Regions from separate parts of the Homo sapiens genome. Here region 2 is linked to region 1. The links are chromatin loops, found by intact Hi-C in ENCODE. Cell type or tissue: A673. All regions are shown on one strand.

What was found. Peaks named below come from ENCODE experiments on the same cell type or tissue, not always from the same donor. Only the 100,000 strongest peaks of a DNase experiment are listed, where the experiment ranks them.
Region 2: it touches region 1 in a loop (3-fold over the local background); 1 of 110 quality-filtered maps calls a loop at or near these places.

Annotation. Positions count from the first base shown.
Region 1 is chr13:78,608,632-78,613,631 of GRCh38, reverse strand. All of the region lies in intron 5 of OBI1-AS1 (OBI1 antisense RNA 1), which reads right to left. Among named protein-coding and RNA genes, the nearest start is that of POU4F1, 7.6 kb to the right of the region's middle. In A673, no CTCF peak of the experiment used is centred here; DNase peaks (open chromatin) are centred at 3,071 and 3,851; H3K4me3 peaks cover 1,816 bases; H3K27ac peaks cover 1,976 bases; H3K27me3 peaks cover 960 bases.
Region 2 is chr13:78,380,442-78,385,441 of GRCh38, reverse strand. The region is part of intron 3 of OBI1-AS1 (OBI1 antisense RNA 1); the gene reads right to left. Among named protein-coding and RNA genes, the nearest start is that of POU4F1, 220 kb to the left of the region's middle. In A673, no CTCF peak of the experiment used is centred here; DNase peaks (open chromatin) are centred at 1,361, 2,171 and 2,711; H3K4me3 peaks cover 1,327 bases; H3K27ac peaks cover 1,642 bases.

The sequences.
Region 1 (5,000 bases):
CACACCTGGCCAATCATAAAATTCAGTTTTATGCATTTTAATCTTTTTTAAAAATCTCCCTTGAAAGGCCTGTGAGCAAAAAATGGAATTTACAGTTGTAGAAGGTTTTTAAAAATCCATAGATTATTGCATAACACAGGAAAATTATATTAAAGTCACATTTCATTGTTTCTAAATAAAGTTACTTGAACACAGTTACACTCATTTGTTTACATATTACCTACAACATCTAAAATATTTACTATCTGGTCTTTTACAAAAAAGTTTGCCGACCCTTGTTATAATAGACTGAGGATTCAATGAAACCATAAAAGTGACAATTCACATTTGTAATTTGAAGAATCATGTCCTCCACTTATAGAAGTAATAGCCAGAGGCCGGCGCTGTGGCTCATGCCTATAATCCAAGCACTTTGGGAGGCGGAGGCGGGCCGATCACCTGAGGTCGGAAGTTCGAGACCAGCCTGACCAACACGGAGAAACCCCCATCTACTAAAAATACAAAATTAGCCAGGCATGGTGGCACATGACTGTAATCCTAGTTACTTGGGAGGCTGAGACAGGAGAATCGCTTGAACCCAGGAGGCGGAGGTTGCGGTGAGCCGAGATAATGCCACTGCGCTCCAGTCTGGGCAACAGGAGCAAAACTCTGTCTCAAAAAAAAAAAAAAAAAAAAAAAAAAGCCAGAAAGAGCTAATTTAAAGCAGAATTTTGTTTTATGTTACATATTTTCCAATCATTTTTCTGATATGTTAAAGCTAATGGATACATTCAGAGCTATTGGCACTTTAAATGTCTTTGATAATATGACTACACGTTAGAAACTCAAATATAGAAATTAAAATTTTTCTGCCACAGGTTAAATTTAGGGGTGGTATGATCTAAATCTGTGTTCCTCCAAATTCACATGTTGTAACACCCAAGGTAATAGTACTAAGAGGTGGGGCCTTTGGTAGGTGATTAGGTCATGAGGGCTTTGCTTTCTCTGAATGGGATTAGTGCCCTTATAAAAAAGGCCTGGGTGCCAGGCACAGTGACTCAACGCCTGAAATCCCAGCATTTTGGGATGCCGTGGCAGGCGGATCACGAGGTCAGGAGATCGAGACCGTCCTGGCTAACACAGTGAAATGCCATCTCTACTAAAAATACAAAAAATTAGCTGGGCGTGGTGGCGGACGCCTGTAATCTCAGCTACTTGGGAGGCTGAGGCAGGAGAATGGCTCCAACCCAGGAGGCGGAGGTTGCAGTGAGCCGAGATCGCACCACTGCACTCCAGCCTGGGTGACAGAGCAAGGTTGCAAAAAAAAAAAAAAAAAAAAATGCCTGGGGTAGTTTCCTTGCTTCTTCCGCCATGTGAGGAGGACACAGCTAGAAGGTAGCATCTTTGAAGCAGATACTGAGACCTCACCAGAATCTGCTGGTGCCTTGATCTTGGACCTCCCAGAACAATGAGAAATAAAATTGTATTGTTTAAAAATTAGTCCAAAACATTTCATCATGGCAGTACAGATGGATGAAGACAAGGGGTAAGCCTCATTGTACTTCTATCTGTAATCAAGGATGTGTCTTTTTAGTCCAAATACACACTGACACTGTGACATGGATATCTGGAGTGTGTAACCTGATTTACTAATGACTAACCTAGGTGAAAGCATCTATGTTGGACTAAGGTATTTTCCCACTGCTTATATTCAGAAACATCCCTCCATTCTCCCTAAAACAGTATTCCATGTATTAAATGTGTGCCATTTATTTAAAGGGTCTAATCTGTGTAGGATTTTATTTTAATCACACATTCTCATTTGTACTCTTTACCACTTTACCATAATGTGATGTCATGGTAAATATGGTGGTTTCATAGATTTTTAAATGTATCTATTATGTACACACACTCCAGGCAAAAACAAACAAAAAACAACCCTATCTTATACTAAAACTAAGTATCTTGCTAAGTTAACCTCTATTTCATCTAATTCCTTATTTCATCTAATCCCTTCTTAAAACTTTGTGAACCAAGTACTGTCGTCCCCAGTTTACAGAAAAACAAATCGAGAAAGAGTAATAACACAGCTGGAATAGATATGAACCATATCTTGGAGCTGGGTCTGTGGCTCTAGAGCTTCTGCTCTTCTCCCTTGTGTAATAAAGAATTCATATTTATAGACTAAAGGACAAAGGGCTTTGAAACTTTCCAAGAATTATTTTTAAAGTATTTTGGAAGTATTAACATGTTTATTTTTTATTTTTACATTTGAGACAGGGTCTCGCTCTTAAGCTGGAGTGTAGTGGTGCGAACACAGCTCATTTCAGCCTTGACCTCTTGGGCTTAGCATGTTTCTTTTACAGTAGCATTTAGTTCCTGAGTCTGACTACTAAACAGAAGCTCAACGGTGGGAGTTGTGTGTGTGCCACTTAATAGATTCACACTGACTCTGACATTTAGATTAAGTTAACCTTCCTGTCTTGGTTAATTTCACTAAGGCTATGATAGAAAAAGATGTACTCATGATAAGGAAGCAGACAGTTCATGTTTTTAGAAAAATATCTTTTGACTGCTTAAAATGCTTTGGCTATGGGAATGTGACAGGATGCTAGCAGTTTTGTTTGTTTTTTGGTCATGACTTAGTATTCATCTTTTATTTTTAAAATCATTCCATCCAAAAATGCCAAGTCTTTTTCCTGTTTTATGGAGTTAGCTGACACACAAAAAAAGAACATGGTACAGTAGTTTACAGTCCTTTAATTTCAAGTCGGCTTTGTTTCCCAATCATCTCTTGGCCATCTACATTGGTTTGAAAAGACTACTGAAAAAGACAACTTGGTCTTGAGTCTATGATGTTTCAGGAACTTCTTGTTTCTACTTGAATGGTTTTCAATGATTCAAAGTGAAATACATACACTAGATTTCTCCCCCTTTTGTGCCTTTGGATGGTATTTGTAGAGAGAATCAAACTGAGATTAACTGTTTATGGGATGTACTTTATTAGATTAGAAGGGTTTCCCAGAGCCTCATAAGAAGTTCTTTCATTCCCATTTGTGGGAGTCCTACAACACAGCTTTGGCCTATCACGATGTAACCTGATCCTTTTAATAATACTTGGCAGAGAAAACCTTTTAAGCAATGATCTGAGTGCACAGTGAACATTTATTGCCTAATTCTCGGAACCCCAGTCAGCTAGGAAGCATCTGTGAAGATGCAGATTTCTTTACAGAACCCACCTGGAGTGCAAGTTAGGGCGATCTTCAGTTTTATATGACTGAGACAGTCTAGAATGCCTTGAGTTGCAGCTCCACTTCAGAAACAAGGCAGATTCTTAGGCCTGCTATGTCTTTTTCTTGTCATTATCCTAGATTCTAAGTGTTGTGTCTTAATAAGGAGCAGACCTTCTCTAATAAATGTTAGCTTATTGGTGTGTAGAAGTGTGGGCCTTATGTGACGTTTGTAATTTGGGGATATAAAGATCCTTTTCCCAAGAGATATGGCTTGGCCCTTTACTGAGACTTACTGGGAGGTGGGAGGATGCAATTCTAATGCATTTTGATACTTACATTATTTGTGAGTAGAAAAATGCCCCTGTTGGGGATAGCGTGGAGCAGTGAGAAAGTCTGGCGTCTTCACAGACCTGTTACTCGTACTGGGTCTTGAAGGGTGAATAAGAGTTCTGCGCAGAAGAGGACACCTCTCCTGTGTGTCGGGCTGTGCTGAAGGATACGCCTATTTAGCCTGTGTCTCAGAAGAGGTGCTGAAGAAACCATTCCTTAACATCAGGGCTCCTATTTGAAAAAAGTTTTCCCGGATTGCTCCAGCCTGGGTTTACACGTTTGGCTTTGCTCCGCCTCCTCTCGGAGTCCCCAGAGGCTCTTGGGCTTGCCCCAACCTCCTGAGCCGGCGGCCTGATGGCGAGACAGTGGCTCCCTGGGCGCTGGAACGTTTAGGCGGTGGCGAGCTGGCCCATCATCTGTCCATTAAGACGAGACTTGACCTTTTGAGGGCAGGAAGGGGCGACCTCGCCTAACCCACCGGGTCATCTTTGTGTTCGGGTTGGGGAGATGGGGTCCGGCCCGCCAGCCTCGGCTCTGAGCCCTCTTCTGTCCCTGGGATTACAGCGAACTCGGCCTTCTCGGATTCCCGCCGCCGGTGCCCGCTCTTCCCTTCCCCTCTAGCCCCCACCGGACCCCCACTCCCCAGTCTCGGGAAGACAGACGCGCCCTAGCCCTTCCAGCCCGATTTTCCCACTTTCTCGGGGGCGCTCCGGGCTGGTCCCGCCCAAGCTCCACCCGAACGGCCCGCCCTGCGGTTTCCTTTCATTTTATTATTACTCGTGAAACCTGGCGATTAAGACGCGAAACCAACAAAGAGTTTTCTTTCCACCTTAACCTTGCACACAATCCTTTAACAAATTAATTAATCCTAATGAATTAACACTTCATTTATTTAAACGCGCTACAGTTCATGAATTAAATTTTCATGCAGTGATTAAAGGCTGTTAAAATATGCATGATTTCGTTAAAATTTTATAATAAATCAGGGCAATGTGTTACATGACAAGGCAACTATTTCCCAGTCCCTCGCAAGGGGCTTTGATTTGTGCGGGCGGCGGGAAGGAGGGGCGGCTGGCGGCGGCGCCGGCGAGCGTTGGAGCCGGGTGACAGGACCCAGCTCCGCACTCTCGGGTTTGGACTCGCGTCCTTGCGGTTTTCTCCACAGCTTCCAGACCCTTTTGGGGATCTTGCTCCTGGAGGCAGAGCGGAGCCTGCGGAGAGCGACAGGCACCCGCTTCCAGGTCCTCGGAGCCGCGCTTGTGGGGGCTGGGGGTCCCCTGCTGCCCATTGACTACCTCCACCCCGAGCGTCCGTGCGTTCTGGTGGCAGCAGACGGCAGGCGGCTATCCGCGGAGCAGGAAGGCGACAGAACTTCCTATGTCCTTGCGTGGGGTCATGGGCAGGCGTGTCTGTTGTGGAGTTTCGTTTGTTTGTTGTTGTTCTAACCCAGGACCTGGA
Region 2 (5,000 bases), 230 kb after region 1:
ACAGTGGCATTCACCATGTATCTGTACCCTTCCAGTACACCATGATGGCAAGCTTTCATTCAGCTCTGCTGCCATGCCCAAACCTTGTCCTTCCAGGTTTTACAAGTTTTGGAAAAGACTAATTTATAGTTCACAGAGCTATGTACTTCACTGGGATATACAGAAATGGAGACCTGGCCTGTTAAGTACATGATATTTTATTTTGATACATGTAGCTATAAGCTATATACTATTTGAACAAACAGTAGAAAGAGCCAAACAGCTGATTTCCCTTTAGCCTTGACTCTTGAGTACTCAGGGAATTGTTATCTGAGGGGATCTGTAATACGACAAAGTTTTTCATCTGTAGGTCATTAGCACTAAGTACAATCCAGGATAATAAGGGCCATAAGGTGTTTTTTGGTAGCTATTTGACACTTTACAAGAAATAAATTTATGTTCTGATGGACATCAGGAATATAGCCATAGAACCTTCTAACATCTATGGCTTCCTGAAGGATTCTTTAAAGAAGTATGTTAATAAGAGTTGATAATTTTATCAGAAATGATTTCCTGAAATCTGCACTGGAAATGTAAAAGAAAGCTTGAATTCCCTCCACAGATATGGGAAATGGCCCCTCCTATTGTAATATCAAAAGGCTGTGCTGAAATTATTTGCATAATACTGTGTGAATGACATGGGCCACATATACATCCTATAAACCCTCATGGACAGCTTGGGACACCCACATGGACAGCAGTCTTTCCCTATAGACCTTCAAGAATGGGTCAAGAAAGACTAACTGATCAGATGATATGAGGGCCATCTGCAGTTAACAGGAGCATAATTTAGCTACTGAAGAGACCATATAGGGTAAGAATTAAGAGCAGGGACTCATGCCAGGTTGCTGAGCTCCACCACCTACCAGCTGTGTAACCTTGAGGAAGGCAGGCACTCAGTCTCCCTGCCACTCAACTCCTTAGCTCTAAAATGTGGACCATAATAGAATCATCCTTGCAGGGTTGTTTTGAGCATTAAATGAGCTGATATATATGAAGTACTTAGAATAGTGCCTGGTACATTTAAGGAATGACCATTATTATTATTAGAGCAGAATATAGGGAATTATATTGACTTTCATAATAAATGTAAAGGAGCTCTTGAAATTGCAGTTTTTCAATCCTCTTAAGTGAACTAGAAAATATCTATATCTATTTGACATTGTCTGGGTGCCAGGCACCCAGCAGGTTGCCAAGGATACAAACATGAAAAAGTCATAGTCCTTATCCTTGAGGGATTTATCATTGTGAGTAAGGCAGATATGTATAACAATGATCCTCAATTATTATGTTAAGTGCATGAATAGAGATGTCAAGTTGTTATGAGCTGATAAAGAAAGGATTGAATAATTCTCCCTGGGAGGGCTGCTCCAAGAAGATATTGTTCAACTGCATCTTAAAGAATGAGTAGAAGTAAGTTTACCAACATTCAGGACCTGGTGATGGATCTCTTTTTTGGAAGATGCTGTATTTATCTGTATTGTACCTAGAATATTGTGTCGACTTTATCACTGAATAATAGCAGTATTTGCTAATCAACTATGACATGATGGTCTCTTTATTAGCTTTTCTACAAAAGGGTAGAGAGAAAAGAGAATGGGGAGGAAGAGAAAGGGTGAGGAGAGAAAATCAGAAAGAGGAGAAAGAGGAAAGAGCATAATTTTCCCAAAGGTAAAGTTAAAGATAGGAAGGTAAAAAGCTTTCCTGTGTAATATCCTATTCAAAGGCAATAATGTCCCAGTGGCTTATTTTAGTAAATTAATCAGACACATCGAAGCCAAGGAAGGGGCCCTGTCTTTCACCGTTATGAATGAAAGAACTTTATTTAGAGACAATTCCTCCAAGGAAACAATGCTGTTTTAACTGATTTTCATGTGACATCCGGATTTGTCCCTCAATAAGTAACATACAGACATTTCAACTGCAGTTTGCCCAGTTCTGCTTCACTGGTCATTGGGGAAATTCATCTAAAGCTGCAAAAAAGACTAGGAATGTTTGCATCATATTAATAAACAGGAAACCGAGGAAACTGCCAACTGGCAGCAGAGTGTGTTTTGGTGGTTTGATAAGGCTACTAAAGAGTTTATGATGTGACAGATGTTTCACTACACTATTGTGAAATGAATAGATTATGAGAAGTAATTAGATGTACATTGGAATCAATGCTGTTATCATCGAGGCCTTCGGGCGATGCAGTAGATGAGAGTCTTGGCAGCAGGTGGTCCAATGGCTCCGAGACAGGAAGACACACCGCGGGAGACTGAGTGACAGGTTTCACAGATCCAGGGGGTGAGAGATCTGAGCTGGGGCTTGCATTTGTAATCTTTACTCATGTATAAATAATAACAACTCCACCATTGACTTCATATGCTATGTCATAGCCTCTGTTACCCTCACACACGTAGAATAGTGCTGGTTTCAGACACGCAAAGTTATTCTTGGTCTCCGTGTTTTCAAATATGCATATGTATGTTCAACTGTAACTGACAACTCTATCATTTTTTGAGGGAAGATTTTTAGAGCTAATCATCTGATGATTACATTTATTTTTAATGCTTGGCATTGAGCCGCCATTGTACAAAACTTCCTATAGGTTGCAGATCAGAAGCTGCAAAGTACTTTAACTGCCTTTCATCAGGAAAATGATTTCTTCTCTCTGGCTCAATGACTAACGTTTAAAGACACACGTTTGCCTCTCTGCTCTGTGAAATCCCTTTGCAGGAGACTTGGCAGGGTCACCCTCCATCCTTGAAGCAACCATATGGAGCCTGCTGGTTTCAAGAGAAGGTTTTGGTTTCTGCCAGTTTCCCGGGTCAGCTATTAGCACACTGGGGAATGTTGAAGTTTCCAAGCACAGAATGAAGAGGGAGGAAAGAAATGGGTGATTAGGGGAATTAAGTAACTGATTCCCTGTGTACATCTGCCACCCCTGCAGGAAGAAATATCTGGTAAAACCATTTATTAGCCCCTATCTGCTTAAAACAGCAATGGTATTTATGTAAAAGAAGGCGGGGAGCTTTATTGAACAATCTCAAAATAATATGTAGCTCTCATAATTAAAAAGATCTTAGTAGAAAATATGTAGCATATGCTGTATACTCATTCACATGTATACAAGTTTATAATACTCTTATGTTTCTACCTCATTAATTCTATTAGTTCTTCTATTAGAAGAAGTTCTTCTATTAGTTCTTCTAATTCATTAGTTCTTCTATTAATTCTTTTAATAAGCATTCATTGAACCTTTGCTATAACCCTATTACTTGCTGTTACGGATATGAACTTAAGTGATTATGTCATGAAGAACGCAATTGTGTGTGTGTGTGTGTGTGTGTGTGTGCGCGCGCGCGCGCGCGCGCGCATGCGTGCATGTGCGTGCATACATGCTTTCATGTTACTCCCTGTGTGCTTTCCACACAAGAAACTAGATATTTTGTTGGGGTGGTCTTTTTGGGTGCTTTCTTTGAGGCTAGTATGCATTATGTATCAGACTTCACAGAACAGAGAATAAAAATCGATGTCATCTAAAGAAATAATATAGTACTATGATAGAAAAACCCTTTAAAACCTAAGGACAGCTAGTTGGCATTCTTAACTAATCCATGGATGTTTTGGCATAAGCAGTGGCTGCAAAACATGTTCTAAGATGATAAGATTTTGTTTCTTATTAGTAATCTGCTTAATGAAAGCCTAGAAAAAATAATGTACTCCACATGCCACAGATTAAAATAAGAGTGATAAAGATCTAAATGTATGAAACACAAAGCTTTTGCTTTTCAAAGTTCTGCTGTATTGGCTGTGTCTGGGGATCTCTAGTGTAAATCATAAGCTCATATATTTCTAATAGAGCTATGGTTGATCAATCAAGACTTCCTACCAAGGCAATGATGCTTAATCCTTCATATATAACAGGACCTCATCAAATGGGCACAAGAAACAATCTGAAGAGGAAGGATCTGTGCAATGGGTCTATCCCCAAATGAGCAAGAAGTTACAGTAATAAAAGCAGCCACTTATGGAATACTCTGCTAAGTGCTTTCCAGATATTATCTCATTTAATCTTACCAATAGCCTTAGACAGTACATTCTATGATTATCTTTATTTTATAGATGAAAACATTAGAGTTTGGGTCAAGAAAATCACCCAGAGTTGTTCAAAGAATGTCAAAACCTGGATTTAAAACCAGTCCTCTGATTTCAAAGCTCATTTGCTTTGTCACCATATTTCAGGTCATATATTTTTATTTGAGTTCTTCGCTTTTTCTGTGGGACTTAAGGTCTGACAGGTTTCAAATAAACAGGACGGTTATTCACTCTTGGTGGGAGTGTAAATTAGTTCCACCATTGTGGAAGACAGTGTGGTGATTCCTCAAGGATCTAGAAACAGAAATACCATTTGACCCAGCAATTCCATTACTGGGTATATACCCAAAGGATTATAAATCATTCTACTATAAAGGCACATGCACACGTATGTTTACTGTAACACTATTCACAATAACGAAGACTTGGAACCAACCCAAATGCCCATCAATGATAGACTGGATAAAGAAAATGTTGCACATATACACCATGGAATACTATGTAGCCATAAAAAGGATGAGTTCCTGTCCTTTGCAGGGACATGGATGAAGCTGGAAACCATCATTCTCAGCAAGCTAACACAGGAACAGAAAACCGAACACCACATCTTCTCACTCATAAGTGGGAGTTAAACAATGAGAACACCTGGACACAGGGAGGGGAACATCACACATGGGGGCATGTCAGGGGTTGGGGGGCTTGGGGAAGTATAGCATTAGGAGAAATACCTAATGTAGATGGTGGATTGATGGGTGCAGCAAACCACCATGGCACGTGTATACCTATGTAACAAACCTGCACGTTCTGCACATGAATCCCAGAACTTAAAGTATCATTAAAAAAGAAAGAAAACATTCATGGTAATTGTATTCTAGCAT